Regions from separate parts of the Homo sapiens genome. Here region 1 is linked to region 2. Evidence: chromatin loops called from intact Hi-C (ENCODE). Cell type or tissue: body of pancreas. All regions are shown on one strand. Each heading gives the region's core, and the rest is flanking DNA. Links, peaks and the distances in the headings are about the cores only. Region 1 has its middle 15 kb from the start of SERPINB12. Region 2 overlaps SERPINB10 (serpin family B member 10).

Evidence for each region. Peaks named below come from ENCODE experiments on the same cell type or tissue, not always from the same donor. Only the 100,000 strongest peaks of a DNase experiment are listed, where the experiment ranks them.
Region 1: a loop joins it to region 2, with 4 times the contacts of the local background. A loop is called at or near these places in 59 of 110 quality-filtered maps.

The regions. Positions count from the first base shown.
Region 1 is chr18:63,519,045-63,536,074 of GRCh38, reverse strand. It overlaps a transcript of SERPINB12 not described here. Among named protein-coding and RNA genes, the nearest start is that of SERPINB12, 15 kb to the left of the region's middle. In body of pancreas, for the core only: no CTCF peak of the experiment used is centred there; a DNase peak (open chromatin) is centred at 6,754.
Region 2 is chr18:63,928,723-63,945,752 of GRCh38, reverse strand. It overlaps SERPINB10 (serpin family B member 10), which reads right to left. Exons shown (of 8, transcript NM_005024.3): 6 at 15,566-15,708; 7 at 12,550-12,705; 8 at 9,642-10,915. The coding sequence ends at 10,511. Among named protein-coding and RNA genes, the nearest start is that of HMSD, 12 kb to the left of the region's middle. RefSeq lists an enhancer at 5,057-5,557. In body of pancreas, for the core only: a CTCF peak has its summit at 9,413 (motif pointing right); a DNase peak (open chromatin) is centred at 9,432; H3K4me3 peaks cover 329 bases.

The DNA.
Region 1 (17,030 bases), core at 3,638-11,637, 410 kb after region 2:
ACATTTTGTCTCATTTGTTTTACAATTCTCTCTATATATACAATATTTATATGTTCTGAATACATATAAATATTTTACATAGAGAGAAAATATATATACACACATATATAGCAACTTATTCCTCAATAGTTCTGAATACATATATATACACACACATCTATGTAACTTATTCATCAATAGTCATGAATACATATATATATGCATGTGTATGTGTGTATATATGTGTGTGTGTATATTTATATATGTATTCAGAACTACTGATGAATAAGTTGCATACATCCTGTCTATTAGCTCTAAATATTTTGTCATTCATTTCCTAAGGAAAACGGCATGCTCTTACCCAACCATAGCACAAGTACTGAAATCTGGAAATGTAACATAATCCACAGTTCATAGTTCATATTCCAATGTCACCAGTTATCCCAAAAATGTCTTTTATGTCCAGTTTTCTCAGTCCAGGATCCAACCCAGGATTGTACATTGCATTTAGTTGTCATATCTTTTTTGTCTTCTAATCTAGGGAAGTTTCTGTGCCTTTCTTTGACTTTCATGGAATTAACATTTTGACGGGTAAGGGCCAGTTATTTTATAAAATGTCCCTTAGTTTGGGGTATTATTTTTAAGTTTCCTCATGATTAGATTCGAGTTACGCATTTTTGGCAAGCACAATGCCTGAGCTATCTCGGGGCATCACCTCGGGAGGCATATCATGTTCCTTTTTCCCATTCTACCTTTGATCATTCTACTTTTGATCATTTGGTTGGGTGATGTCTTGTAGATTTCTCCATTGTAAAGTTATTACTGCCCCTTTTATTGGATAAATACGAAGGAGGAAGATATTTTGAGACTGTAGCTATGCTTGCCCTCATCAAACATTTTCAAATGTTAGCATCCACTAATGATTTTTGCTTGAATCAATGACTACCATAATGTTTTAAAAGTTATTTTCTAACCAGTATTCTCTCTATATTTATTAGTTGGTAACCTGGAAAACTGTTCTGAAAAATCCATAAACCATTAGCAATATTCTGACTGAGCATAGTTTGTCTATATTTTGCTTTCCATCTCTCATCTAAAATATTTTAAGAAAAATATTCTTCCTTTGAGACATTTACTCTGCTCATGGTAAATCTAAGGGTGTTCCACATGCATACGTGCCTGTGGTCTGCACTCTTTTGTTGGTCATAATGTGTTGTGAATGAGACCATGTTCTGCAGTTTCAATTTCCAAATAGGTTCGATCACAGGAAAACAGCTTCCTCCTCCACCCAATCATTATACCAGAAGCCACAAAGACAAATGTGTTATTGCAAAGTGTCACCACTACTGGAAAAGCAACTCATAAAACAAGTACTGACGGCTACAGAGAAACTATATTAGAATGGAAATGAGTACAAATTACCAGGGAGTCTGCTTGATCCGGTTTCTCCTAAACATCTATTCTTTCTACCAGGAAAAAAGAAAAAAAAGTTTGTGAATTTCAGGTTATTTCCACGTTCCACTAGATTAAAGCCTCAGAAATCAAGTCTACAATCTGTATCAGCAGAGTCTAGCTTTTCTGTGCTGGCCAATATCATGCCGGTTCATGAAAAGTTCATAAAACAATTGTATGAGTACTAAGTAATTCAGATTCAGAAAATCTGGTCCTTTTGTGTGATAAATAATACAATAAGGCAGCAAGGACATAGCTGACAAATTCAGGGCCCTTTAACTTTAGTAACTCCCCACAAGTACCCACAGATAATTGTTAGGTGTTTTTTTGTTTTGTTTTGTTTTGTTTTGTTTTTTAATGTGTTGTCTCCTTATAAAACAGACTATCAATTGCTACTAGCCTTACAATTGCTTTTGATGAGTGTGTTCTTTATTTTTAGATTCTAAGACTGTCAGTGAAGCCACATTAATTTAAAAATATTGGTGAGGAATTTTTCAACAAGGCCTGTGAGTTGAGTGACAGGGATTAATTTTTAAAATCATGCCATAAAACAAGCCAGAATCAAGTCTAGGACAAGTAAGACTGGAAGCAGTAGGATGTGTCATTGTGATTTCAAACTCTACCCAGAGCAGTGTTTGTGCATCCCAAAACTACCTCACAAAACAGATTTGTTCTCTGGAGATGATATACATTCTTGAAGAATTCAACCTATTCCCATTTAGTCAGTAATTCTCTTTATGCCTATTTCTCAGCCCCAAAATTTCAAAAAGTTTACATCTAGGAAAATATGAGGGATGGAAAAAAATCTCCCCTTCTCCAAATATGTTTATTTCCCACATGCACATGTGGATTTCTGTAATTCTAAGCTTGTAGATGTATTCCTTTGGCGATGAAAGTTCAAGAGGTGGGAGGGTACACATAAAGGGAGGTGGGAAAACACCAGAGTTACAAATATTCTATTATAGATAGTGTTGTGCAAACTAATCTCTAAAATCCTGGCTCTGGGTCAGCAGTGAAAGATATCAGCACCTATTCATTACAGTCAGGAGGGAATCTGGATTAACATGTTTTCAAAAGGATTAAAACTATGCCTCTGTTCCATTATCTGCAAAATTAAAGGGTTGGATAAATGAAACTCTAAGACTGCTCTCAGCTCTGCTCTTCTATAATTTCAGACTCGGCATTAAGTGTAATTGGGTGCCATATTTGTTCACATGAGAATTGTATGGGAGGACAGTGGACTAACTGGTAATCATATCAAATTGTCAAGGTTGAAAGATCTGATTGAATATCATAGTCAGGATTCAACCTTCTTACACATTCCCAACCACCAGAACTTAAGTTCGATTCATTCATTAAGAAATACGAGGCCGGGCGTGGTGGCTCATGCCTGTAATCCCAATATTTTGGGAGGCCAAGGTGGGCGGATCACGAGGTTAGGGGTTCCAGACCAGCCTGGCCAACATGGTGAAACCCCGTCTCTACTAAAAATACAAGAATTAGCCAGGCATGGTGGTGGGCGCCTGTAATCCCAGCTATTCAGGAGGATGAGGCAGGAGAATCCCTAGAACCCGGGAGGTGGAGTTGCTGTGAGCTGAGATTGCGCCACTGCACTCCAGCCTGGACAACAGAGCAAGATTCTGTCTCGAAAAAAAAGAAGAAGAAACATGAAAGGAGTACTTACTAGGTACCAAAGATTTACATAATAAAAAGCTTCTATTACCTGTTAGGTCAAGTTTTTCAGGCTCAGAAAGGTATAGGAACCCACTACAAACATATTCTGGTCTAAAAACAAGAATGGCGATGGGGTTTGCTTCTGCTGCTGTTGTTGTTTTCCTTACTTTTCAACTAGATTCATCAAACATCACTCAGAAGCCAGAATTAGTACCACCTGATCTGTGGACACACCCTGAGAGGTTAGCAACCCCTCAGCAAACTCCTACTGAACTTCAAGAATCATTTGCATCTACCATAGAGACAACCTCTTTAATCTCAAACAACCTGCTCTTGAAGATGAGTCAGAGCAAGTAAGACAAAACCGTAGAGTAGGTAAAATCTGTCCAAAACTTTCATCTCCTCCTCCAAAATCCCCACTGCTCCTATAGACATACAGTCCAGGGCTACATCACATAATACCCACTTCCTTAATCAGCATTCTCTTGCTGTACCCCAAACCCCCAACATTCAGGCCCCAACCAGAAACTGACCTCTGCCTCACTCCCACAGAAGTGGAAGATGTCAACTAGCTGGTGTGATAAACTAGTGATAAGTGAAAACTTACTATAACCTACGTGGCCTTCTCTAGATGTCCCTGGCCTTGACAGACAACCATTAAAATATCTATGGGGAGTATTTTCAACCATGTGAAAGAGGATGTCAGGGTCCTAGCAACTGTAAGTACAAGGCTGGAGATAAGCAACCCCTGAGTCTCTTGAACTAAAATGTATGATTGTGTCCTATATCTGTGTAGGGTGTCTACCACTGAAAGGATGTCTGCAGTCTTCCCTAGTAGAAAATAAGGTACAAGGAGGCAAAAGTATGAGCTAGAGTCCAAGTGGTCTTGAAATCCATCTGATAGGTTTGTATTAATACAATGATACTATTCCTAAGATCTTGGAAATGCCCAATGATCCTATTTCCCAAGATCTTGGAAATAACTATTTAAATCAGTGGGAATTATGTGATTACATGGTTACCTTATTATGGGAAGTAACAGTCATCCCTAAACCATACTGGCTAGAGGGGCTCAAGTCATGATCTCACAATGCCCTGGGTGCCACAGTTTGGATTAAAATTTTCCTCAACCATATTTAAATAACAGCATTTCCCCAAATCACAGAAATGAAACTTTAATAAATACAATTATTTCATTGAAATAATGTCTTAAACCTTTGGCATTTGTTGCAAGTTATCTATATTAGGACTAGGTATAAGATGATATTTAATTTAGGAGAATGGAAAAACAAGTAACAAATATTTGTTGAATATTTACTATTGCCAGGCACTAAACTGAGTATTTTATTAGTTTATGTCACTTAACCCTCAGTAGGAGACAGGGAATATTATCTCAATTTTACTGATTAGGAAATGGAAACTCAGAGAGGTGAAGTGACTTGCTGAGGTCTCTGAACTCTAAATAGGGTAACTCAAACCCGTATCTTTCCTACTCTTAAATCTTTACTGCCTCAAAAACTATTTGCCTGTATTTACATCCAAAGAACAATGCTATCTGAGTTTGATAGTAAAAATTGCTCTGTGGTCCATCCCTGAATATTTGAGAAACACAGACGTGGCCCAGGTCTTTGACGTTTCTTGTACTTCCCTGTGAAGTTGGCACAAATTAGTAATCCAAATGTTGACTACAATTTAAGAAAGGCCACAGCAACTCAAGCTTAGTGATCTCAGGATCTATAAAGAAAGAGAAAATTAAATGACCCAAGTGAACTCTTCATCCATTTTTGTGTATGGATTCATAATTATCAACAATTGCTCATTGAGTTCTCTTGAGCATCTGGGGTTTGGCAAACTCCTGCACATTTAAGCAAGCAGGCTACACTCTTCAGGCTACAATGTTGTAATGAAAGATTTAGGTCTATTGGGCCTTGAGGAACTCTATGATTTTAAAGAATTGTTTTTTTCGAGCCATGCAGCATACACTTGAGGATTAATTATATTTCTTAGAACAAAAATAATTATGTGGAAGTGCCTGGCACTTAGTAGCTGGTCAGTAGGTGTTTATTAAATATGAAACTGAGTTTCTGAATGGTTCAAAGTCGGCCGCCTTGGTTAGGTTTTCCCAATTCGTTCTCCCCCTCTCTAACCTTCCCCTCCCTTTTAAAGATACGGTTGTAATTACTACCTTTCTGTGACATACTTCACTTAATTATGTACTTATCACCTATAAATCCTTGAAGGAGGGCCTGAGTGTGTGAGCACCATGTATTACACCATCTGTGGGCATCTGATAAGTACTCACGGCCTGATTATGTTGTCAAGCATAACTTGACATCGGGCATTGAGGCAACTCTGAAAGTAAGATATCTCTTCAAGGCAGCAGTGGGACAGCCACCTGACTTTCATCTATTGTTTTGATTGATTCCAACAGTCGTTTAAAGAAGTATCATTCTAGGTCAAGAAGTAGAAGCAAGCCCTGAATCCAATAGAAGGAAGTTCTTCCTCTGCTTCAAAAGCTGAGATATGGAAGTTTGGGGGGAAGGTGGGTCTAGACCTGGGCATCATGTGGCATTCCTTAGAAAAATGGCTGCAAGTGTGTATACATTAACAAACATCAGCACCAAAATGGCAGTGTAACTGTAGAGAGTCCAGGCCTATGGTGGTGTGGTCTTTTTGTAACTGAGAATACTAATCAGGGCAAAGACATCTCCCACCCTATCCTCAAAACACTATCCTTGTGCCAGCAATACTGGCTTCAGCCTTAGGTCACCAAAGAGCTTTGCTTCAGTGGACAGGGATGCCCTACCACTGAAGAGCAACCTGGCTGGGACATTACATACCCAGGTCACCCAGATCATTTACCAATGAAGGAAGTCATGTACCTCGTGCCTGTGTTTGAACAGGGACAGTGACCACAGCAATAGAATGAGACCCCCTCCACAGACTTAGATAGCTTTTTTCCCTCAATATTATAGTATTCTAGTAATCACAATGATTCCTGGGAGCAAGTATGCATCTTGTAGGTTTTTTAATTGTCATGGGAAGGAGTTTCTGAAAAAGGGAAGAAAAACATTACATAATAAGTAAGATGATTAATAAGAGTTCTTTAATTTGAACAGAGTGGATAAAAGGAACCTAGTCTTGTGCCCCAATCAATAAACAAAACATCAGTTTTTAAATGATAAATTATTTTATTTTTTAATTGGCATAATTACGTTTCACTGGTTTAAACACCTCTCCCACCCCAAACTATACATACAGGTAGGTACACACACACACACACATACACAGCACTCCACCAGTTTATGCAGTAAAGTTATGAAAGAATATTCCAATACATGATTTTAAATGAAGTGCTGACATCTGGGCCAGTAGAAAACTGTCAACACATCAAACCTAGCACATCCAAACTGAATTCAATCTATTTACTCCAAGCTGGCTTTTATCTGTGCAAGTTGTCAGAATCAAAATGGAGTCACCTGTACCAATCCCTGACAAAACGCAGCCTGGGAAAGCCATGAAGATAGGTTCTCACACACATATGCCTGATAACAAGAACTATCACCAAAGACTCTCCAAAACCACAGCTGTGCATACAGGCCATCAAAACCTTAGAAAACACTTCGTTGGGGGCATCTGTCCAGCAACCGCCTGACCAACCTTGGACTGATGCCATCCTTGCTATTGATTCTTGTAGCCAAAGATAACGGATTCAAGGCAACTTACATAATCCTCCTTGTTTTGCCTTCAAAAACTTCCCCTTGCCTGAACCTCTTTGAATACACATGTAATTTACTAAGACACATGTATTCCCATTGCAATGCTACTCCTGAATAAATATTTTTATTTAGAGAATTTTCCTCTCTGTTTGTTATTTAGTCTGACATCATAGTGTCCAGAAGCAGGATAGAGTGAGCTCGCCTCACATGGATCAATGGCCCCTGGAACTGAGTGTGGTCCCAGCAGAGCCCTTTGCACTATCTACTTCCAGGAGTTGCCTTTTCTACCCTGATGAATCTCCTCTCTGATTCTTGCACTCCCTCCTTTTGATGAGTTCTTTTGACTTTATTTGGGATCTTCTCTTTTGGTATAAGACTGCCTTAAATGAAGGACCCTGCATCCCTCTTGAGACTATAAAGTCTTTTTTGGCAAGCCCTTTCTGATATAAAGACAAGTGTCCTTTTGGAGAGTACTCTAGCTTCTACTGAATTTACATTCCATTTGTGAGGACCTCATTTTTTTCCGGTGAATTCAGTTTGGGATCTTTTTACATGCCTAAGTTATTTTTGTTTGGTCTGCTTGCCTGGTCTAAAATTTTTGTGAGCACTCTTTGATTTCATCTTGGTTTGGCCACACATGTCTGTAAATTATCCGGCTATTTTACTTTTTTCCCCTTACCTCATTTCTGAACATCTCCCAAAAGTAAAAATGAACATTCCATATGGTAGGCACAAGATGGCCAAAATTAAAAGACACTAGGGCAGTATCCACCATCTAAAACATTAGTCCAAACCCCTGACATGGCCTGATAGGATTTATAGGATTTATTTATTTATTTATTTATTTATTTATTTATTGCTCTCAGAGATTAAGAAATGAAATGGGATTCTCAAATCTTGAGGCATGCCAACCTTTCTGTGACTCCAGCCAGCTATCTGTTCAAAATTTATGGTCCATTCTTGTATATATTTTTAATCAATGGACAAATTACACCAAGGATAATTTGTGGCTATTAAACAGATCATTCAAACTCCCTAAACTTATTTTTCTTAGAAGTTTCCTAGCTAATTCTCTATTACTGTATTAGTCCATTTTTATGGGGCTAATAAAGACATACCCAAGATGGGGTAATTTATAAAGAAAAAGAGGTTTAATAGACTTAAAATTCCATGTGGCTGGGAAGGCCTCACAATCATGGTGGAAGGCAAGAAGAAGCAAGTCACGTCTTACATGGCAATAGGCAAAGAGTGAGCTTGTGCAGGGAAACTCCCCCCGTATAAAACCATCAGATCTCATGAGACTTATTCACTATCATGAGAACAGCACGGGAAAGACCTTCCCCCATGATTCAATTACCTCTCACCAGATCCCTCCCACAACATATGGGAATTCAAGATGAGATTTGAGTGGGGACACAGCCAAACCATATCAATTACCTATTGATGTTGATTCTACTTGAGTAATTTTAATTCTATGTTTGTGAATTGCCTTTCTTAAAAACTTTCCCAGTTTGTTAAAGGAGTTCACACAGAATGGGAAACTATGCCCACTCCCTATCTAATTAATTTAGCAAACCAACTTGCCTACACTCTTGAGGAAGCTACTACAAAGAAAACCACTAAAACCCTTAAACTTCAATTACAGCAGATAGAAGCTCCCAGTATAAAAACTAGTATAAAAAAGCAGCTCACTGGAAAAAAAATATTGCCACAAAAGCAAAAGGTCCATGCAATCTTTCTCTCAGCTTCCACTTCCCCCACCAGAAGACCATTCTCAATGACAGCCTCTTGAGGAGTCATCCCTTTTAATGTAAATTTGGATTTGACTGTCTAATAATCACTTAGAGTAATGGAACTGTTATTTGAAGGATTGATAGTCTGAAAGGAAAGAACTAGATAAATGTTCTTATGAAAAGCTTCCAGGTCAAACAGGTCAATATCTTGAGCTCAGAGCTATAATATATCTCTGTCCAGCATAAAATTTACTTGGTCTGCCATAAAATAAAAGCAAATACATTTTTATAAAATGCTTCCCTGCCTGCATTGACTAGTCAAGCAAACCAGACCAGCAAACAAAGGAAAATTTGTTACTAAAATTTAAGACCACTTGGAGATGGTCTCGCACAATTCAGCCAATTCTAACTATAGTCATATACCGCATAACAACATTTCAGTCAACAACCGACCACATACAGGACTGAGGTTTCATACGATTATAATATGTATTTTTACTGTACCTTTTCTATGCTTAAATATGTTTAGATACACAAAAATATGCCATTGTGTTACAATTGCCTACAATATTCAGTACAGTTACATGCGGCACAGGTTTGTAGCAACAGGCAATACGATATGGCCTAGGTGTGTAGTGGCTATGCCATCTAGGTTCATGTAAATACACTCTATGATGTTCCTACAATGAGGAAATCATCTAATGACATATTTGTCAGAATGTATCCTCATCATTAAACAACACGTGACTGTAAAATGTAAACATTGAAAGAATTAATCTCTCAACTCACTTAAAATTGAAAAGAGAGGTGAAAACATGGTAAAATACTTTTTTACAACAAACTGTTTTATCCCAAGTATGGTCCACAGCCTTCATAAGATTATCAGGCAAATAAAAATCATAACGCTAAGCTATCAAGCAGGATAGATTTGTCCCATTTTGTCAGAAACACAATTTGGATAAAAATATAAAACAGTTAATGTCATGATTTTATTTTACTATATTTTACTGTCTTATGACTAAAATTCTAAGATGAAAGCTAGGGAAGATGGGCACCATGACTCACATCTGTAATCCCAACTACTCAGGATGCTGAGGTGGGAGGATCAGTAGAGTCCAGTAATTCAAGGCTGCAGTGAACTATGATCACACCACTGCACTCCAGCCTGGGCAACAGAGCAAGACTCCATCTCTAAAAATAAGTAAATAAGTATTAGTAAATAAATAAATAAAAAGGAAGCTAGGGAATCTGCTTCTGTATTTATGTTGTTTGTGTGTTTTCATGTTGTGTGTATGTAATAGCTTTCAACCAGAATTCATGAAAGAGCTCTAGTTAATTAATTAACTTAAAAGGAAAAAAATAAGTGTTTAAATCAAATATGTTACCAAAAATACAGCAACTAGCTCAAATGTTTTTAAGATCCATGATTTTTAAATTATTGATAATATAAAAATAGAAATGTCTTCAGAATTATCAGCATACATTTTTTCCTGGGTTTATTGGTCAGATGGGATTATATTTGTCTCCCCTAGATGTTTTAAAGTAATGAAAGTATAAATCCAGCTTAAAAACAAAATGATCTTTGTGTAAGTCTTTCATGAATAAGGCTAGTTTAATATTGTTAATTTAATGAAAATAGCTGTACCTTCTGAATTATTGGCAAAATACACACATATTTACTTTAAAGTTCTTACTTGGGTGATAAATGCCTGATATTTACAGGCTATAAAATCACTTAACAAAGAAATCACTTGAAATAATGACTCGACCTGTTGAATATTGCAGTTTTCATAAGTAATCTAGGTATAATTGTTTAAAAAAATAAATTTGGTAACTATAAGTTGGATAAATATTTATAAATAAACTTTTCATGTAATTTGAAATGTTAAAGTAATATTATGTTGAATTAAGTAATAGATACTCGTTAAGTGTCTGGGTCATTTCCAATATGAAAAATAAATTGCTGAACACAAGTACAAGTTTGTTCTTGACTTCTTAAATTTTATAGAACAACTAAATACATTTGACTCTATTAATAAAATTGTTAACTATTAAAAATTGTTGTATGAGAAGCTATGTTTCTAAAAATTATAAAATATGTATTTATAAGCTGTTGGTATAAGAATAAGAGTTCAAAACTGCTCACTTCTAAGGTTTCACTAGAAATTAAGGTTACTATGAGTAAAATTCCTAATTAGTATATACAATTCTGTACACAAAGTGTACCAGAAAGCTAAGATGTATTTTCGATGGGAAAAATTATAAGAAAGGCATAGAAAATGAGTTCTTTATTGTCTAAATCAGAGGTGATTTAATGGTTGTTTCAAAATACAGACTTAGAAAGGAAATAGAAACAACATAGAAAAAAACCAGTAAGCATGTGAGAAAGAAATTAAAAAATTATAGCTGTGAAAATACATTTTTGGTAACGAAGGTTAAAAACCAAAGAACTTTTCAAAATGGGAAGGGGGCCAGGCACAGTAGCTCACGCCTGTAATCCAGCACTTTGGGAGGCCGAGACTGGTAGATCACCTGAGGTCAGGAGTTCAAGACCAGCCTGGCCAACATGGCAAAACCCTGTCTCTTCTAAAAATACAAAAATCAGCTAGGCATGGTGGCACGTGCCTGTAATCCCAGCTACTGGAGTGGCTGAGACAAGAGACTCACTTGAACCCAGGAGGCTGAGGTTGCAGTGAGCCAAGATCATGCCGCTGCACTCCAGCCTGGGTGACAGAGCAAGACTGTCACGAAAAAAAAAAAAAAGGAAAGGGAAAGAGAAAAAAAAAGTAAATTTTTTGTCCTAAAATAAAATGACTGGTAAAAAGAAGTATAGCACAAAACTACAAAACTGAAGGTCCAAGCATGTTGTAGAAGTTCTGAGCACGTTGCAAATGTTTTATAAATAATAAATTTATAAAAGAAATTTTGGCCAGGCACAGTGGCTCACGCCAGTAATCCCAGCAATTTTAGGAGGCTGAAGCGGGTGGATCACTTGAGGTCAGGAGTTCAAGATCAGCCTGGCCAACGTGGTGGAACCCCATCTCTATTAAAAATGCAAAAATTAGCCGGGCATGGTGGTGTGCACCTGTAATCCCAGCTACTCAGGAGGCTGAGGCAGGAGAATTGCTTGACCCCAGGAGGCAGAGGTTGCAGTCAGCTGAGATCATGCCACTGCACTCCAGCCTGGGCAACAGAGTGAAACTGTCTCAAAAAGAAAAAAAAGAAAGAAAGAAATTTTGTGTGTAATCAATTTGGCTATAATTAAAGGAATCATTTAGAAGTTTTTCCAAAAATCGAGCATTAATATACTAATACGGAACTAGAATATTTTGGTCCCCTATGTTGGAATAACAAAATTTACTTAAAGTGTTGATCTTTTCTAGCAAAAAAAAAAGTTTTTCTTTTAATTCTGAATTTTTTTCAACCATTTTCTGAACTGCAACATCTTCTTGTTTTACAGTTTTTATTTCTGCCGTATTTCTTCCTGAGATCCATTTAATTTCCCTATTTAAGGTTGAGAATGCTGCCTTCTTCACTTAGAATGGCAATTTTATTTCTCAAGGTAGAATTTTCCTCTTGAAGCTTTTCAGATTCAATATCTTGGAAGTTCAACTTCCGTTGTATCCACAGCTTGTGATTTGCAAGTCACGCATCACTGCCTCCTGCTGTTTCTGTCCTTGAGAAAGTACCGCTTTTTGCTTGGCTGGGATGGTAATTCTCTCCTTCAACCTTCTCATCAGTTCCTATAACTTTTTTTTCCATTTATTAATCTGCTGCTGTGACCTGATGCTGAAATGTTTGTCCTGAAGGCTTAGAAAAGCAATGTTTTCTTCCAGTATAACTTGATTCTGTACTCTTGGCTTTTCTTGATCTGTCCGAATTGTGCTTGCATCCAGGCAATTTCAGGTGTCTTTACTTTTTCTAAAAGCCATACATTCCCCTGTTCAAGGTACTGGCTTTCTTGTTTATTTCTTCTGTCATATGGTGTACATTCATAACTTGGGCACAGACTCTTCCTGTGCTTGACTGAATTCAAGCACCTTTTCATCAGGTTTGACTTCCAGATTATCTAAACAAGCTTCCCATATGCGGAAGCAATCACGCTGAAGGAGGTTTGTTTCTTTACCTTTTAGTAATTGGCCTAGGAAACAAATATTTTGTCATTTCTTGTGCTTCATGTTGTCTTCATGAGTTTACTACTTAGGAAAAATGAACTTCGAAAGGGTTAAGGATTTTTCTTCTTACAGCCATGTGACTGTCTATATTTGCTTCTAAAGTCTTTTGAACATCACTTTGTTTAAATGAATGACTATTACTTCACAGTGACATGTTATCCCATTTTGATAAAGTGTTTTGAACCTTTTGACATTTTTGGCAGGCTTCCCCACAATCAAGTTCTAAATTAAATCTCTTTTTATCTCAAACTAACTTTGGGATGTTCCAGAGGACCCTGGAACATCTCAAAGTTTTATGGAAATGACATATTAAACTAAATTAGGCTGAATTAATATGTTGAATTATATGGGAAACATTATCAAATGATATCTGATGTTAGATTTTTATCTCAGTTACATTTATGAGTATGTTATTGATACGAATGTTCCAAAGTGATTCAAAATTCCTTAAAATCTAGCATGTCATCAGTTATAATTCTGGCTATCTTGTTGTATGCCACAAAAAAAAAATTTCTTATCAATTTCCAGATTTTTAACCATGGTTATTCTAAGTTTTTGTCATCCACAGTTATTGTTTTGATTCTTCTCTAAAGGCATCTGCAGTCAGATTCATGGCAAAGATTCTAACCAGTACTCTCGAATGCAGATTTCTAATAATGTTTAGATGATGGACTGAATAAAAATTTTCCTCAACTTTAAAGGAGAAACTGTTGAATTTGTGAAACTGCTAATCAAGATCAAGCAAAACAAAAAATTAATTACATGAAATTGAATAACTGATAAAGATTATGTTTTATGGCTTTTATTTGAAAACTATTGGCTCTTTATTTAAATGTTTTGCTTCCCAGATTTAAAGAAATTTTCTCTTTACCATTTTTCTCTTTATCTACAGCTTGCAATTTGGTAAAATATACTCTTGTGAACAAAAGTGGAAACATTTACTTTTTTTTGCTGATTGATCCCTCCAAAATTTGGAAACTATTTGTGAATGTTCTTATTTTTCTAGCAATAAGAATCTCCTCTTTTTATAAAAGGATACAATTGCAAGTGTTGGTTATATTACCAAGGTTTTGACTTAGATTTTAGTTTTAAGTTGTTTATACGTCCTGCAGACAAAGTCTGAAGTCTGCCTTGATTCGGTTTTCTAGCCTCAAGGGGTTTTTTAATCTGAAATTACCATGTGGTCAATCATTACTCTTGTCACACTATGTAAATGATCAGGTAAAATTTGATAAAAACTAAACTTATTTTACAAACAAATTAGTCTTATTTTGATTATCTGTGATAAAAATCAGGATTACTATAGAGAGAAAAACTATGTTTCTCTATAGCTATAATACGCTTTTCATTAGATTGTAGTCCTACCTATTGCTTTTGAGTTCTGGTTATCTACCTGTAGACTGAACTAGGTTCTGAATTATCTTACTTTCCTCCAATATCTAGCTGCAATGCTCCAACTAAGAACGATAACTGGTCTGTTCCTGAAGCCCTGTAGCTGAAACTAAATGAATTTTAAGGGACAAGTCTCATGCCTGATGTATGGGTCACACCAAAACTTCACTAGACCACCTAATTCCATTACTGGAGGTGTTCAGACTCCAAACCAGGACGAGGTATAGGCAGTTGACTGTTGTGGATGGCTTTTCTCACAGCGACAGAACAAAACTCCCAGCATAATGAGATTCTTACCCCTCTTAATTTTCCCTTGCTTGTGCCTACCTTTTTTTTGGGCAAGATAATGCTAAGTACAATCCTAGCAGACTAATGCTGGCCCAGTGCTTTGAGATGATAGCCAAGGCCTATGGAATAGACAAAAACTGAACTTGACAATGGACTCCAGGTCGACTTAGTCAAGAGCCACTCCTTCCAAACCTCCCTTGTTGCTCAAATGTTGCTAAAAGAATTTTGACCCGGACTCCTAGTCACCAGTCACTTCTCTCCAACAGAGGATCAGATCAGCAACCTGGGACAGGTCCACACTGACACTGAGGGATAACCAAAACTTATCAAGATGACTGATCGCTGATGCTTTCAGAGCAAAATCTTGATCAAAAGGGGGAAATGTGAACGTTGTCAGAATCAAATGGAGTCATTTATGTCAAGCCTTGACAAAATGGAGCCAGAGAAGGCAAGAAGGGATTTTTTTCATACACATACACCTGATAACAAGAAGTATCACAAAAGACTCTGCAAAAGCCATAACTTTGCACAAAGGACATCACAACCTCACACAAAAAAATTCCTTATACAAGGACATCTGTCCACCAACTGCCTGTTTAACATTGGACTGATGCCACCCTTGGTATTGATTCTTGTAGCCAAGGATAATTAATTCAAAACAACTTATGTAATCCTCCTTATTTTACCTTTAAAAATTTCTCCTTGCCTCAACCTCTTTGAATACACACAGTTAGTTTACTATGATGCACATATTCCTATTGCAAGGCTACTGCGAAATAAATATCATTTTCTTTTGGAGAGTTTCCCTCTCTATGTGTTACTTAGTTTGACACCTTCTATTTGTCTTGTAGAATGGCCTCACCATCTGTTTATTCACTTCAGCTTAAAATGTTAGTTGTTGATTTCTCCTGTTTACCCACCCCTACCCACAACTGGGCTTCAAGATGCTTAGCTTCTACCTATCAAACTTCTCTACATTTTCTCCTCTGTGGTCTGGTTTTTCTACCACTGTCCTGGTTTATGCCTTCATTACTTTTATTCTATATCAGAGTCAACAGCCTCTGATCAGCTTTTCTTTCTCCTACTGAGTCCCCCAATTTCATTCAGTCTGTCTCCCCCTTGCAAGGACACCTGTTGACTCCTCAGCCAGCATGAAGGACAATCTCCTGGGGGTGGATGTCCAGCCTCTCCCCACCATGCATCTGTGACTCATTCTCCACTGACACATGCATTTCAGCTACACAGCCTCTTCTAGGCTCCCAAACACACCTTGCCCTTTCACTGTTCTTGCTTTTCCTTTCCTAGAAATAGCTTCCACCCCACCCTTAACCTGCCTGAGAAATCGTCATCATCCTCTAGGGCTGGGCAGAAGCATGGCTCCTGCCACCATTGTCCCGTCCTGGTAACACTTGTTCTCTGTGTGCTCCACAATTAAGGCATTACCAAGCCTGCACTGGGTGTGAGGCCATGCCCTGCTTATAGGGAGTAGGCCCAACCGAAAGGAAAAGGTTACTCATGGAACCTGTCTCTGAGGAAGAGCAAGAGCCTCACACCTGAAAACAGAGCTGAGGGTGAAGGCCCTGGTTTGGACTACAGAAGATTCCCAGGGGCAAAGGGACAGATTCCTGATGAGCGCGTTTCACATGGGGTACCTGTTCTAGAGATAGGCAGGGAGCTAAGAAGCAGGCACCAAGACAGGGCATCCATGACAATGAGCCAGCCCCACGGGGCTGAGTTTCCCAACACAGGATCCTTGGAAACTGCCTCAGAATCACCCGTGATGCTTATTTCAAAATACTCATTCTCGAGCCTACCTTAGATAATAAGTCAGAACCTATAGAGATGGGACCGTGGAATCTGCATTTTAACAAAATTCTCAGGAGATGCTGAGACATATGAAATTTTTAGGACTCCTAGAATGAGGGATGAGGCATCTCGTGACAACAAGAAACACATGGCAAAGTTACCAACTCCCAGCCTTCAGGGCTGGATTCCACCCAGAAGACCTAGTTCCCTAACATGAAAGAGGCTCATGATTTTCAACAGTTAATTGCAATAATGCACCAAATGGTACTGGAATCTAGGAAACCAAGCTAGGAGGGCAGTCCATTGGTATATCAGACTGAGAGGGACAGAAGGGGCGGAGTTGAGGCAGAAGCAAAGAACAATTAGCGAAAGTTCAAGAAACAAAGTGAGGATCAAAGTACCAGTCCCTACCTTACAGGGTTTTTGTGCTACACATAAATGTGGTTGTGTATATCAAGCATCTAGCACATGGCTGGTACAGAGTAGATCCACAGCAGATCTCAGCTGCCCTGGGATTCATTCCACTGATTTTTCCTTTTATAAGCACTTTGCAGAGCCACTGTTGAAGGTCTTAAGGAAGCTAAACTAGGGTGGTCCCTGTCTCCCGGCCCCACACACCTGGTGCTCACAGAGCCACATCAGGTAAGTTGGGGCTGAGTCCCCGGGTCTTACCTGTGGACGGATGCTCATACGGGTAGAAGTGCTTTTGGGCAGTGCCTTGCTTGCTCCTACTCACCAAGACCCAGTACCACCAGACTCTATGAGCCTCGTATTTCAGTGTCCCCACCCTGAACTGTGAGTGGTAAATCATA
Region 2 (17,030 bases), core at 6,169-14,168:
TATTCATGACGTCTTTGCCCATGCCTATGTCCTGAATGGTATTGCCTAGGTTTTCTTCTAGGATTTTCATGGTTTTAGGTCTTACATTTAATACTTTATTACATCTTGAGTTAATTTTTGTATAAGATGTAAGGAAGGGGTCCAGTTGCGGTTTTCTGCATATGGCTAGCCAGTTTTCCCAACACCATTTATTAAATAGGGAATCCTTCCCCCATTGCTTGTTTTTGTCGGGTTTGTCAAAAATCAGATGGTTATAGATGTGTGGTGTTATTTCTGAGGCTTCTGTTCTGTTCCATTGGTCTATATACCTGTTTTGGCACCAGTACCATGCTGTTTTGGTTACTGTAGTCTTGTAGTATAGTTTGAGTCAGGTAGCGTAATGCCTCCAGCTTTGTTCTTTTTGCTTAGGATTCTCTTGGCTATGTGGGGTCTTTTTTGGTTCCATATGAAATTTAAAGTAGTTTTTTTTTTCTAATTATGTGAAGAAAGTCGCTGGTAGCTTGATAGGGGTAGCATTGAATCTATAAATTACTCTGGGCAGAATGGCCACTTTCACCATATTGATTCTTCCTATCCATAAGCATGGAATGTTTTTCCATTTGTTTGTGTCCTCTCTTATTTCCTTGAGCAGTGGTTTGTAGTTCTCCTTGAAGAGGTCCTTCACATTCCTTGTAAGTTGTATTCCTAGGTATTTTATTCTCTTTATAGCAATTGTGAATGGGAGTTCACTCATGATTTGGCTCCCTGTTTGTCTATTATTGGTGTATAGGAATGCTTGTGATTTTTGCACATTGATTTTGTATCCTGAGACTTTGCTGAAGTTGCTTATCAGCTTAAGGAGATTTGGGGCTGAGACAATGGGGTTTTCTAAATATACAATCATGTCATCTGCAAACAGGGACAATTTGACTTCCTCTCATCCTATTTGAATATGCTTTATTTCTTTCTCTTGCCTGATTGCCCTGGCCAGAACTTCCAATAATATGTTGAATAGGAGTGGTGAGAGAGGGCGTCTTTATCTTGTGCCGGTTTTCAAAGGGAATGCATCCAGCTTTTGCCCATTCAGTATGATATTGGCTGTGGGTTTGTCATAAATAGCTCTTATTATTTTGAGATACATTCCATCAATACCTAGTTTATTGGGAGTCTTCATTTTTTATACCTTGGAAATAAAACTCTGCCTTTTCATTTTTCCATTCTCCATCAAGCTTCTTTATAAAAAGTGTATACACAGAGTGTTGTCTTTTTTTCACGTTTGATTCTCTCCTGACCCCACTGCAGTTAGAAGTCCACCCCAACATTCTCTGAAATTCCTCCTGATAAGGTCACCACTCCTTTTTTAACTGCCATGGCCAAAAGATATGCCCCAGGTCTTATCTCATTTTGTTTGTTGGCGACTTTTAGCCCTTTCGTCTTCGGCCTTCCAAGGATGTCCAGAGCCCCCTTCCTTTCTTGCTCAACTCCTTTGCTTGGTATCCAGATTCCTTTCCTCCGATTCTAGGCCCTCTACTTTTCATTATAATATGATCTTGTCATGATCTTATCATATGACCTTAACTGTATCCATAGGTTCAAGTTTCAAATTTTACTTATTTCATCCATATCGCTAACCTGGCTCTTGAGCTGTAGACGTTACCTGTGTACAACTGGACATCTCTCAGAAACCTGGGTGCATCCCTTCCCAGTTCTCTTCACTAAATGATCAACAGCTCTGCCATTTCTATCACCTTCATGCTGCTTCAATCCGCTCTTTCTCACCTTCATCACATCTCATTTCTCTCCTAAACAATTAATTTCCTTACAGTTCTCCTGATCAATGCCAACTTATTCTCTCCTCTGAAGTCCATATAAACATTCCTGGACTTTTTTTGGTTGGTAGGCTGTTAATTATAGCCTCAATTTCAGAGCCTGTTATTGGTCTATTCAGGGATTCGTCTTCTTCCTGGTTTAGTCTTGGGAGGGTGTATGTGTCCAGGAATGTATCCATTTCTTCTAGATTTTCTAGTTTATTTGCGTAGAGGTGTTTATAATATTCTCTTATGGTGGTTTGTATTTCTGTGGGATCAGCGGTGATATCCCCTCTATCATTTTTTATTGCATCTATTTGATTCTTCTCTCTTTTCTTCTTTATTTGTCTTGCTAGTGGACTATCAGTTTTGTTGATCTTTTCAAAAAACCAGCTCCTGGATTCATTTATTTTTTGAAGGGTTTTTTGTGTCTCTATTTCCTTCAGTTCTGCTCTGATCTTAGTTATTTCTTGCCTTCTGCTAGCTTTTGAATGTGTTTGCTCTTGCTTCTCTAGTTCTTTTAATTGTGATTTTAGGGTGTCAATTTTAGATCTTTCCTGCTTTCTCTTGTGGGCATTTAGTGCTATAAATTTCCCTCTACACACTGCTTTAAATGTGTGCCAGAGATTCTGGTATGTTGTGTCTTTGCTCTCATTGGTTTGAAAGAACCTATTTATTTCTGCTTTCATTTCATTATGCACCCAGATGTCATTCAGGAGCAGGTTGTTCTGTTTCCATGTAGTTGAGCAGTTTTGAGTGAGTTTCTTAATCCTGAGTTCTAGTTTGATTGCACTGTGGTCTGAGAGACAGTTTGTTATAATTTCCGTTCTTTTACATTTGCTGAGGAGTGCTTTATTTCCAACTATGTGGTCAATTTTGGAATAATTGTGATGTGGTGCTGAGAAGAATGTATATTCTGTTGATTTGGGGTGGAGAGTTCTGTAGATGTGTATTAGGTCTGCTTGGTGCAGAGCTGAGTTCAATTCCTGGATATCCTTGTTAACTTTCTGTCTCGTTGATCTGTCTAATATTGACAGTGGGGTGTTAAATCTCTCATTATTATTGTGTGGGAGTCTAAGTCTCTTTGTAGGTCTCTAAGGACTTGCTTTATGAATCTGGTTGCTCCTGTATTGGGTGCATATATATTTAGGATAGGTAGCTCCTCTTGTTGAATTGATCCCTTTACCATTATGTAATGGCCTTCTTTGTCTCTTCTGATCTTTGTTGGTATAAAGTCTCTTTTATCAGAGACTAGGATTGCAACCCCTTCTTTTTTTGTTGTTTTGCATTTGCTTGGTAGATCTTCCTCCATCCCTTTATTTTGAGCCTATGTGTGTCTCTGCACATGAGATGGCTCTTCTGAATATAGCACACTGATGGGTCTTCACTCTTTATACAATTTGCTAGTCTGTGTCTTTTAATTGGAGCATTTAGCCCATTTACATTTAAGGTTAATACTGTTATGTGTTAATTTGATCCTGTCATTATAATATTAGCTGGTTATTTTGCTCGTTAGTTGATGCAGTTCCTTCCTAGCATCGATGGTCTTTACAATTTGGCATGTTTTTGCAGTGGCTGGTACTGGTTGTTCCTTTCCATGTTTAGTGCTTCCTTCAGGAGCTCTTGTAAGGCAGGCCTGGTGGTGACAAAATCGCTCAGCATTTGCTTGTCTGTAAAGGATTTTATTTCTCCTGCACTTATGAAGCTTAGTTTGGCTGGATATGAAATTCTGGGTTGAAAATTATTTTCTTTAAGAATGTTGACTATTGGCCCCTACTCTCTTCTGGCTTGTAGAGTTTCTGCCAAGAGATCCACTGTTAGTCTGATGGGCTTCCCTTTGTGGGTAACCCAACCTTTCTCTCTGGCTGCCCTTAACATGTTTTCCTTCATTTCTACTTTGGTGAATCTGACAATTATGTGTCTTGGAGTTGCTCTTCTCGAGGAGTATATTTGTGGCATTCTCTGTATTTCCTGAATTTGATTGTTGGCCTGCCTTACTAGGTTGGGGAAGTTCTCCTGGATAATATCCTGCAGAGTGTTTTCCAACTTGGTTCCATTTTCCCTGTCACTTTCAGGTACACCAATCAGATGTAGATTTGGTCTTTTCACATAGTCCTATATTTCTTGGAGGCTTTGTTTGTTTTTTCTTACTGTTTTTTTCTCTAAACTTCTCTTTTCGCTTCATTTCATTCATTCGATCTTCAATCACTTATACCCTTTCTTCCAGTTGATCAAATCAGCATGTCTCATGTGCATGTGTCATGTAGTTCTCGTGCCATGATTTTCAGCTCCATTAGGTCATTTAAGGTTTTCTCTACGCTGTTTATTCTAGTTAGCCATTCGTCTAATCTTTTTTCAAGGTTTTTAGCTTCTTTGCGATGGGTTTGAACATCCTCCTTTAGCTCGGAGAAGTTTGTTATTACCGATCATCTGAAGCCTTCTTCTCTCAACTTATCAAAGTCATTCTCCGTCCAGCTTTGTTCCCTTGCTGGCGAGGAGCTGCATTCCTTTGGAGGAGGAGAGGCACTCTAATTTTTAGAATTTTCAGCTTTTCTGCTCTGGTTTCTCCCTATCTTTGTGGTTTTAGCTACCTTTGGTCTTTGATGATGGTGACGTGCAGGTGGGGTTTTGGTATAGATGTCCTTTCTCTTTGTTAGTTTTCCTTCTAACAGTGAAGACCCTCAGCTGCAGGTCTGTTGGAGTTTGCTGGAGGTCCACTCCAGACCCTGTTTGCCTGGGTACCACCAGCAGAGGCTGCCAAACAGCAAATATTGCAGAATGGCAAATGCTGCTGCCTGATCTTGCCTCTGAAAGCTTTATCTCAGACGGGCACCAGGCCGTATGAGGTGTCAGTTGGCCTCTACTGGGAGGTGCCTCCCAGTTAGGCTATTTGGGGGTCAGGAATCCACTTGAGGAGGCAGTCTGTCCGTTCTCAGATCTCAAACTCCGTGTTGGGAGAACCACTACTCTCTTCAAAGCTGTCAGACAGGGATGTTTAAGTCTGCAGAAGTTTCTGCTGCCTTTGGTCATCTATGCCCTGCCCCTAGAGGTGGAGTCTACAGAGACAGTCAGGGCTCCTTGAGCTGTGGTGGGCTCTTCCCAGTTTGAGCCTCCTGGTGGCTTTGTTTACCTACTCAAGCCTCAGCAATGGCGGGCACCCCTCCCCCAGCCTCGCTACCACCTTGCAGTTCGATTTCAGACTGCTGTGCTAGCAGCGAGCGAGCCTCCGTGGGCGTGGGACCCTCCCAGCCAGTCGCGGGATATAATCTCCTAGTGTGCCATTTGCTAAGACCATTGGAAAAGTGCAGTATTAGGATGGGAGTGACCCGATTTTCCAGGTGCCGTCTGTCACGGCTTCCCTTCGCTAGGAAAGGGAATTCCCTGACCAATTGCGCTTCCCGGGTGAGGTGATGCCCCACCCTGCTTCAGCTTACACTCAGTGGGCTGCACCAACTGTCCTGCACCCACTGTCCAACAAGCCTCAGTGAGATAAACCCGGAACCTCAGTTGAAAATGCAGAAATCACCCATCTTCTGCGTTGCTCACACTAGGAGCTGTAGACTGGAGCTGTTCCTATTGGACCATCTTGGAACCTGATCTCTCCTAAGTTTTGTATTTTTAGTAGAGACAGGATTTCACCATGTTGGCCAGGATAGTCCCAGTCTCTTGACCTTATGATCCACCGGCCTCCGCCTCCCAAAGTGCTAGGATTACAGGCGTGAGCCACCACGCCCGGCCATATCTTCAAATATCTTAGTGGAGGGTCAAGCACTGAGGCTGGAACATATTTTTCCGGCACTCAGCAACCCGCGCCTCAGCTTACAGACTGGTAACAACCAAGTGGTGAAGAAGATTCCTTATCTCTAGTGGCTTCCATTCCCTGAACTGAAATAATAGATCTGGAATTGAAGAAAATTCACAGTCCATCAATATAAATGCAAATTGCTTTTTTCTCCCCCTTACTGGAATTTCATGGAAAAATTCTGAATAAATTTACCTCTCTTGTTCCCACAGTTAAGAATCAAAATAATTCATTTTTGAGGGAAAAGGACTCAGCGATGCAATGAGGCCATGCTCTCCTGCTCCACTCTAGATTTCTATTGTACTGTTTTAAAAAGAGAAAAAGTGATTGTATTTTTTAAACCACAGACCATCTTTTACATTTAGATGCTTAGATATTTTCTAAATCCTTCCCACATCAAATCTTTTCATCCCTTGAAATCCCTTCTTCACTAAATAACAGATTTGGGAAACAATATAAACAAACCATTTACTAGTTGTCCATAACTTCATTTATTAGACTTTTATTGTACTGAGCACTGCAACAGGCCATAAGGAAGTTAAGAAACAAAACTAAATAAAATATGTACCTTCTTTTTCTCTGTATCTCAGATGAATGGGAAAGACAGGTTGTATTTACAATAGAGTGGACAGCGGCTTTAATGGAGCAGGTACACAGCAGTATGAGAAGAGAATGATGGAAACAGTAGCTCTGGGGACTCGGGATGAATCCACAGTAGCATCAGTTGAGCTGAGTCTTATAGGATGAGTGACTTTACAGATGGAGAGTGGAGAAAGAATATGTTAGGCAGAGGGGACATATTTCTAAAATGTGGTTGTGAAAAGGTTTGTAGCAGGTGAAGAATGGGTATATTTTGAGGGTGGAATAGAAGGTGTATACTGGGGAGTGGCACATGGTGACATTGAATGAGGTTAAACCCAGTCAGTAGGTCAAGCCTAAACTGGGAAAGATTCTGTCTGCCATTCTAAGAAATTTGGGGCTTATTCTTTGAGCAATGGAAAACCATTATAGAATTAAAACCAGAGAAGTGGCATGATAGCATGATTTATTGATTTCTCTCTCTCTCTCTCTCTCTCTCTCTCTGTCTGATTTACTTTAATGTCAATACTTAGGATGCAGGAGGAGACCAGAACACAAGTATTTTGGGCCTAAGCCCAGACAGTAGCAATGCTGATGCCAAGAACTCATTAGAAGGCAGAAATCACAGGAGCTAATGACCAAGTTGATTTTGGGGGAGAGGGCAAGGAAAAGAGCAGATTACTATATGACTTAGTTTTTTAACATACATAATTGGATAAATGATGACCTTATTAACAGAGAGAGAGAACATGGGGGAAAGGAGTAGCAAGTAAAAATGCCTGGAGACAGAAGTAAAGACTAAGGTATGGTGTAGAGGCACCAAGTGAAGTTTCAGGAGACACAAATTGGCCCAGGCAGCTTGCATATAAATAAGACATTGGTCTGATGAAAGAAGCCTAGATGATGATGCCAATATTTATTTATTTAGAGATAAGGTCTTTACTCTGTCTTCCAGGCTGGAGTGCAGTGGCACAATCATGGCTCACTGCAGCTTTGGCCTCCTAGGCCTAAGTGATCCTCCCTCAGCCTCCCAAGTAGCTGGGATCACAGACATGCACCACCATGCCCGGCTAATTTTTTTTTCTCTTTTGTAGAAACAGGGTCTCACTATGTTGCCCAGGCTGATCTCGAACTCCTGAGCTCAAGTGACCCTCTCACCTTTGCCTCCCAAAGCGCTGTGATTACAGAAATGAGCCACCATGCCCAGCAATGCCAACATTTAAGATATGGCTTCAGAAAGAGGACATAGCAAAAAGGATGTAAAAAAGGAGAAGATACAGAAAAAGCTGGACAAAGAAAAAGAAGGAGGTGAATAGTATCAGCAGCTGCTACTAGAGGAAAAGGAACATTAAGATTGAAGAGAGCCCACTTCTCAGTATTCTAGTCACTACTTACCTTAGTGAGAGTGGTTGGGATAAAAATCAAATTGAATTGGATTGAGATATAAAAGGGAAAAGTGAAGACAGCCCTCTTCGACTACTCTTTCAAGAAACCTAGCCATGAGGAACTAGAGAGAGCATGCTGTCTACAGATAGAGGGAAGCTGGAACAAGGATAGTATGGTAAGGACAGATGGCATTTACCATGTCTTTTGCCTTCTGAATAGTGACAATCAGAAACAGCAGGTAAAATACTAGGAAATTAGGGAAATGTCTTTGATTTAATGAAAAACCTAAACTAAAAAATGTATGGAAGAGCTGTTTAAAAAGGAGGATGGACAGGACCTGGGGATTGTTGGGTAGGAGGGTGAGGAAGGAGAAAGCTGGCATGATTTGCAGACTTACTGACTTGGACAAGCCAGTGAATGGCAGTGACAATAAGCAAGATTGGGGAAAGAGGAAACTGAATGAATTTGGAAGAGAAAATGAATTTCGTTTTTGACATGCTAAGGTTATATGGAAAGTTCAGGGGAAGTTTGGGAGGCAAAGGTGGGAAGGTCACTTGAGCTCAGGAGTTCGAGACCAGCCTGGGCAACATAATGAGACCCTTTCTCTACAAAAAAAGAAAAACTTAGTGGTCCTCAACAAATCGATATAGTTGAAGTCACGGGAATGGAGTGATTTTCCAGAGGGTGTGTGAAGAGCACCAGAGCCCTAAGAACGCCAAAATATAAGCGGTCAATAGAGGAAAAAAGAGCCGGAAAAAGACACTTGGAGAGGCAAGAGAGGCACAGAAAGAACTAGATAAGAGAGTTACTGAAAACAACAAATAAAAGGAGGAGGACTTTTGAGGAGGAAGTTGAGCAGTTTGGGGAGATGACCAGGTTCATATGGGATCACAGAGTGCGTGGCCATAGTTAAGTGGCAGTAAAAGTGCCTAGATTCGAGCGGGTGTAGAATCTTGTGGGTTGGGGGTTAGCCGGGCATCTAGGAGGAACTGAAAGCTGCAGATGTGTGGACAGATGATGGTGCAGGTACCGATGACCAGGAAGCTGAGCCAGATGCTGAAATCCGGAGATGTCGGGAAAAGAGCAGAGGCTCCCGTGTGGTCTAGGAGCTGAGTCAGACGGAGAAATACAGGGCTCGGAGTCCCTGAAAGCAACAGGTAACTTCAGGCCCTAAAATTGGGGTAGCCCCGGCCTCGAGGTGATCCCTGCCCGAGCCTAGCGCCGGTTCTGGGCCAGGGCGCGTGGGGTGTAGGAGCGATGGGCGATGCTACCCGTAGCTCCGTGGAGAGATGGGGCCGGTGAGGCATCCCTAGGGCCACCCCCCCCAACTCCGGGGGGAGTTCCTTCCTCCGGGCTCTGAGCACCAGCTGATGGCGCCCTCCTGAGCCCCTGCCTCCCCACACCGTGTTCTTCCCTTCCGCGCTGGCCTTGCGGGAACTCGCCCGCCCCTGCTAGGGCTCCGCCCCACGGGCGGGCGTGGGTTTCACTCGGAAGCTCTTTCAAGGATTCTGCGCCGCTTGCATTCTGCGGGGCTGGACTGTGTCCGCGGAAGCTCCCCCATCCCCTCAGCCAACCCCGTGCTCCCCTCGAGGGCTCCTGGGAGGACTGGGCTGGCAGCGGGGGTGGGGGTCGCAGGATGCCACGGGTAGGAGGTCATGGGGGGAGGATCACCTTGATGTCCACTTCGGGGAGAGAAGGGTCAAGGGACACCTCATACACCCTAAGGAGACCATCTATTAGTTCCCGCCATAGCGCCCCGTTTATTTCCGTCACCTCACCGATCACCAGCTGTAATTAGAATTAGGTGTTGTTGAGGCTGTGGTTCGCTCTCCACGTCCACTAGAATTAGTCACCAGGAGGTGGCAGCCGAGGCACACCGCGTTCCCCCGCCCTGGACCAGTGTTAGAGGCGACGCGCTCAGGCCTTCTGTGCGGACCCGGAAGGAAGGTCAGGTCCCGGGGCCCGAAAGGAAGAGGCAGCAGCCGAGGATGGGCGCCCAGGAGGAGGAACGCGCGCTGCATTGCGCTCGCCGGGGCTAAGGCTACTGGGGGATGTTGGTATTGAGTATTTCAGCCATCCATAATGACTATTTTTAATAAAACTTTTATTTTGGAATAATTTTAGATTGGCAGAAGAGGTGCAGAGATAATACAGCTAATTCTCATATACTCCAGTACAGTTTCCCCAAGTGATAACATCTTACATGACCACGGTACATTTGTCAAAACTAGGGCACCAACATTGAGAGATTGCTACTAGCTAAACTTCAAATTTCATTTGGATTTCACTAGTTTTTTAAGCTAATGTCAATATAAGTATTTTTTAAATAGCAGAAAAAGGGGGTTTAGTTTTACAATCATAATTTATGAGCCACCAAAATGATTTTTTTGAGACAGGGTCTTGCTCTGTTGCCCAGGTTGGAGTGCACTGGTGTGATCTTGGCTCACTGCAGTCTCAACCTCCTGGGCTCAAGCAATCCTCCTACCTCAGCCTCCTGAGTAGCTGGGAACACAGGTGTGCACCACCATGCCGGGCTAAATTTTTGATCAAAACGATATTCTTGAGAAACTTCGTATTTATCAATATCATATCACCTTTATAAAGATTTTTTTTCATTTAATGATGTATATGAAATATATGATAACAAGTATCATGGATATTGCAAGTGATCAAGAATTGTAAGGCATTCAGTTGAATAGCATAGTACTTCTGAAATGTAAATGAAAGTCACATTAGACAAAATGTTAACGTGTTAAAAATAAAAATCGTCATTCTCTCCAGCTGTACAGATATGACAGGATCATTAGAATGCATTATTTCAAGATCTATTTACTTATATTCAAATGTGAAAAAGGTTTAGACTACAAACTCATTTTTGTGAAAATTGTGCTTTTCCATCTCATGGTACATTTTTCACACTGTAAGATGGTCTTGTTTGTTGAGAGATATGCAGGATTTAGGGGGAGCATAATCTTCCATAAAAAAGAATGGTGTTGGTTTTATTGTGCCTGATGAAGAAGAGGAATGGGTGATTTGCATTGAATTCAATGGATGGGACTCTAATTCGTATATCTATCTCACTCCCACTGCCAGCTGCAGCTTCAGTACCTTGTTCATTTATTTCCACAAAAGCCTTATGGAAAACATTGGACAAAAATAGGTTTCTTGCTGAAGACATTCCTGAGAAATCAGCTTTGCTTTGGCTGAAGGCATCACTCATCCCCATACTGCTCAGGGTTGACTTGAGATCATAACTGTCTTCCAGCTTGAACTTGGGAAGGTGTAGCTGCACTTCATACAACTCCATCATGTCTGCACTGGTCCACTCATTCAGCTTCTCATAGGTGATGGCCTTTTCCAGCTGCCCATTTGGAACCAAGAAAGAAAGAATCAGTAATTCCAAAGTGGAATGAAAAACAGTAGTAGAGAGAGCACCCTAGGAATTACATAGGTGAATTATGATCACTCCCGTTACTCAGGGTGACAACACACACACATCTGGAAATCCTTTGGTTGTATAATGTTGACCTTCAAAATCTTTTTTCTGCAGATTAATTGCTATCCGGATATAGGAGAATTAGAGTTTAATTCAAAATGGAAGTACTTCTGCTATAGTATGCAAGACATCAGCTATACACTCAAATACATAAATATAAATATACATTTAGATGTTAGCTATACAAAAGCATATACTCTAGTTCAAGTTGTAAGCCAAGGCACAAAAAATCTTGTTTATCGACATGGGAGACAGCTCTTTGAAAACAAAATTTGGAATAAAATAACACGTCTATACTCTAATCAAAACAACGTGAGATTAATAATTATAGACTAAGTCAAAAAAGAAAGAAAAGATAAGAAAATCCTCCAAATCTCAAAAGTAATTATTTTACAGTGAGTTTAAGGATGCTTTCCCTCTTCTTTATATTTTAAATTTTTAAAATGATAAATATGTGTGTACATACTATATATGTATGTATATATGTATACACAAAAATACACATGTATATATGTGTATGTTTGATTTTTTAAATGACATGTTTGTTTCAATGCACATGCATCTTCTAGACGGAAGTTTTGGCTGTCAATGGCATACCTGTAAACCACTTACATTAATAACATGACAGTATCTTCAGCTCAGGAAATTGCACTTCTAGGTTTTTATCTTACAAGGGCTTGACTCTGATGGTTATTTGTCCACACTGGTTTTATTTTCACTATCCTCTCCAGTTTCACAAATTTTATGACATAATTTGGAAATATTTTCTACATACTAGTAGGATCGTGGAAACTTATAAGTATTAAGAGTCTGACACATGTGAAAAATTAGACACTGTGCAAAGAAAGACAGGCCATCCGTTGCATGAGACTCATGTTCAGTTTAGGCATGCAAATTGCTCAGAAGCATGGTTTGACAAAAGTTGTGTCCAGATTAATAGAAATTTAGCTGGTAAACAGCTTAAATAATTCTTGAAGACAGTATTGATAGAGACTTTTTCTCCTGAAGGTTGCTTACTTGATAAAAATGTTCAACAAATAAGTTTTGGAAGACAGCTTGATGTCTGCGTACGTGTGTGTATACTAATGCAAATGGTTAAAATATTAATTTCAAATTACATAGGTCCTACCAGAGGGAAACCTAGACTGATTGAAAGATGGTTATGATCAATCCACACAGTTCTGTGACTGACAAGGTATATTTGTATCTGTTGTACATGTGGCTATGTGTGTGATGACCCCAGGCTGGAGCTGTCTATACATTGCCTAACCTTTCTGAGGAACAGTAATATTAATTTTATAGAGTGTTGTAAAGTTTAAATAATATTGTGAAGGTGAAGTGCCTAGAACTCAAGGTACATTGGTGACCTTTCTCTATAGGAATTAAATAATAGGGAGAACATTCTTCCTGAGGACAATTGGGAGAAACCTTGGCCAAGCAGTTCTTTTCTTAGTAAACACTGGAAACACCCTCACATCAGACACACTGATGTTATTTACCTGTTCCAGCCCATTAATGTCTTCTGGCAGTAGTATAAGCAGGCTGAGGTCACGGCTTTTGTAGTAGAGTTGAAGGCCCACTGCTTTTGGCTTTTCTATGTGAAAAATGTGAAGCTTTTTCTTCATAAACATCATTTGCACTGGTTTGCTTGTAGTCTAAAAAAAACAAAAAAACAAAAAAACAGGTAACAAGGTCATTGAAGAAGTATTCCACCAACTCCTTAATTCTCTACCATCATTGGCTCTCAGTTGGTGAAACTGCTGATTCTCTGCTAAATGCTGAATAAAGTTATCCAGACCTTCCTTTATGGAAATATCTGTTCCACTGAAAAGTATCAGCAATAGCAGATATGTGAGTTTCTGTTTCTAACACAACTGTGGTAACCTCTATAAATCACAGCAACATGTATTAAATCAAACTCTTAATATATGATCTTGTGTAAATTATGGAAATGCCAATAATCCAAAAACTAAGGCATATTTTACATGAAAATATTTGAGAAAGTATTTTAGTATTATAAAAATTGACATTCACTAAGAGAATGCAAAGACAAGCAATAGATGAGCAGAAAATATTTGCAAAACATATGAGACAATAATAAAAACTCAACAAATAATAAAAAACTCAACAATAATAAAACAAACAAGCCAGTTTTTTTAAATGGGCAAAAGATCTAAGAAACACCTCACAAAGAAGACATACAGCACATGAAAAATGCTCAATCATATGTCACTAGGAGATTGCAAATTACACACGGCTACTAGAATGGCTAAAATATGAAACACCAAATGCTGATGACGATATGAAGCAACAGGCACTGTCATTTACTGCTGGTGGGAACGCACAGTGGCACAGCCACTTTGGAAAACAGTTGGGCAGTTTCTTACTAAGTTAACCTAGTCTTACCATACGATGCAGCAATTTTGTTCCTAGGTATTTACTCAAATGTGTTAAAAACAGTGTCCACAGAAAAACTTGCACACAGTGTAGTATTTATAGAAAATTTATTTATTATTGCCAAAAAATTGGAAGGAACTAAGATGTGCTTCAATAGGTGAATGGATAACAAACTGTGGTACAATTGTACCCTAAAATATTATTCAGCAATAAAACAAAAAGATCTATGAAGCCCTGAAAAGACATGGAGGAACATTAAATTCATAGTGAATGGAGCCAGCCTCAAAAGGCTACGTGCTGTATGATTACAACTATGTGACATTCCAGAAAAGCCAAAACTGTACAAACAAAAAAAGATCAGTGGCTGTCAGGAATTTAGGGGGAATGGATGAACAGGTGAAGCACAGGGCACTTTTAGGGCAGTGAAACTATTCGGAATGCCATTGTAATGGTGGCTACGTGATATTGAACATTTTCAAAATCCATAGAACAGTACGACATCAAGAGTGGACCCAAATGTAAACTATAGATTTTAGTTAATAATGATGTATCAATATTAGATCATCAATTATAACAAATATGCCACACTAATGTAAGATGTTAATAATAAGGGAAACTGTGTGTGTGTTGAAGGGGGGACATATGAGAGCCCTATACTTCGTGCACAATTTTTTCTGTAAACCTAAAAATGCTCTAAAAATCAAGCTTATTTTAAAATAAGACCAATTGCCAAATGAAAGCAAAACAAACACCCCTGCAACTTAGATGTTGTAGACATATGTTACTTTTCCATTCTATGTCGAACTGTCCATCACAAAGCCCCACCGTATGCTAAGGTGGTGGCCATACGACAAGGGCTGTTTACTGCGAGTACTCTAGCATACTGTGGTTGTTTCCAGAGAGAGCCCATGAATGGCCCCAACCAGAGCCCTCCTAGAACTAATGGCAAACACTTTCTCTGTCTACTAGAGTTGTGAAGCTTGAAGACTGAATATGAGGCAACCATATTCCCTGATCATTATTAGAGAATGAGAGTAGCAACTAGAGAGAAAAAGAGAAAGAGACAGCATGAGAATGAACTGGGATTATGTGTTGAGACTCTAAATACCCCAATCACTCACTCCTGGACTTCCCAGTTTTTTGTCACCTCAGCTAATTCCAATACAATTCCCATTTTGCCAGAGCTAGTTTGGAATACTTTTCTATCACTTGCAACTGAAAATTTCCAGTGAATATATAAACCCAGGTAACTATCCAGCTCACTTCTCGTTAACCTACTCGATTATGTGTTCAGTTTCTTCCCCATCCTCACCCCACTGATTGAGAAATACCTATTGCACACATTCATTACAGCCATAGTTCCACAGCAGCACTGTTTGTGGCCTATCCCTAGACTAAACAACTGTAACAAACCTTGGTCAACTAGTTCCTTTCCTAGGAATTTGGAATGGGATTTTCCAACTGGTCTCTAGAATGGCGAAGGTCCTGTGAGTAGCTATGTTCTGTCATTGTGAACTGGGAAGCAGAGAAAGTTAGACCACAACCTGAGAGAAGAATGATGGTAGAAACAGAGTTGAAAAAATAGAGGAAAAAATCCTGACAACATTTAAGTCCTTGTTTCCAATCAGGTCCCAAGGCCCAGCCACACTCCAGCCCATTCACGAGAGTCAAATCTATAACCTTACTTTAGTCTCCGTTTTTATTGCTTTTACTTATGTAAGGGTAAGAATTTGGTAGAAGTTAGTACTGGTTTAGCAGGGCAGGTACAGAACTTGCAGTGAGGACTCTTAGGTTCTTGTTCTGGACTGCTTCTAACTCAGGCATGCCTCCAGTCACTTGGCCACACTATATTTCTCACCTAGGAAATAAATATGAAAACTACCCTACCCAGCTCACATGGGTGGCAAGGACTGAGTGATTGTATATTCAGAGAAAAACAAGGACAGGGGAATTTCAATGAATTCCCCATGGAACTGAAGGCTTTTAGCCCAGCCATCACTTCCCTGGTAAGAGCCATAGTTCACTAGAACATACAATCTAAAAGAAGAGTGAATTTATAAGAGAATCACTTGTACAATGCCATGTGAAAATCCAAACTGATCTTTAAAAATTTCCTACCTCGTTTATTCTAAAAGGCTTTTCTGTGGTGTTTTGCACTAAGAATTGATGTTCCCAGATTCCTTTAAAGTATAGGGCGTTCACCAGAATCATCCTGGTTGTGGAATCCACAGAGTCATCAGGCAGGAGATTCTGGATTTTACCTGTAAGAACAAAAGGCAGGTTGCAAATGACTTGTAGAAATATGTATATTTTAACTAAAGACAACCAGGCTTCTATTTTTTCTGGAACTATAAAAGTTTTCTTTAAAAGTCCTGGTTTTTGATTTTCTGGAAATGGACAAGTACTATTCCTGTCCAGAATAGCTGCTGTGAATAAATAGAGAAACCCTGAAGAAATAATATGCTGGACTGTCAGTAAGCATTATTCCACATAAAGTACAAATTTGCATTTTAATTATAAAAACTTCCCTGTAATATAAGTTGATTTGTAACCCTATTTCTTTTTTTTTTTCTTTTTTTTTTTTTTTTTTTTTGCACTTTAGCTAAAGATTTTTTATTTCCAGAAAATTACAACTACTTGACTAACAACTCTTTGCACCTACTGATTTAGGTTGGACAACTTGTGAAACATAGTGGTAAAAAAGGAAGTTACTTCTCTACTTCAAGGTTTCCAAGTTTGTGGTAGAAATCTAAAGAACATTTCTCTTAGCACTACCTCTGGGCAAGACACTTGTGCTAAAATGTCCTTCTTTTTCTCTGTACCTTTATGTCATTGTTAATATACTCTATTCATCATTTCCCCTCCTCTACTCTTAGAGTATAAATCAAGATCTGTAAAATTGCTCAATAACAGGACTTAACTGCCCTGGAGGAAGAAGGGATTTTTCTTTCCTTTTTGAAATTCAGAGGGGGAAATGGTGGCATTTAAACTCCTGCCAAAAATTTTAAATTTCTAACAAAAAAATAAAATAAATACTCTTGAAAATTAATTCATATGAACCTTTATTTTCCTTCAAAATTTACTGGCTAAAATGATGGAAAAAATATATACATATATGGAGATTAAGAGAAGGTGGAAAGCTGTAATTAGATAGGGTTTGAGTTTTGGCATTTCGTATTTGTAGCTGTTGGAAAGACTTTCTGTAGGACTCTCTGGTATTTGGTATCCAAGAGATACTATGGTTCATATGTTCATCCATAATCATACTAAAAAGAGCCAAGTATTGTCACAAAAGCAGGTTTAGCTGGGTTTCTCACCAAATTGATTTACATGTGAACATGGAAAGTTCACATAGGCCACCGAAATTGAAATCTCCTTAAGCTGATAAGCAACTTCAGCAAAGTCTCAGGATACAAAATCAATGTACAAAAATCACAAGCATTCTTATACACCAACAACAGACAGAGAGCCAAATCATGAGTGAACTCCCATTCACAATTGCTTCAAAGAGAATAAAATACCTAGGAATCCAACTTACAAGGGATGTCAAGGACCTCTTCAAGGAGAACTACAAACCACTGCT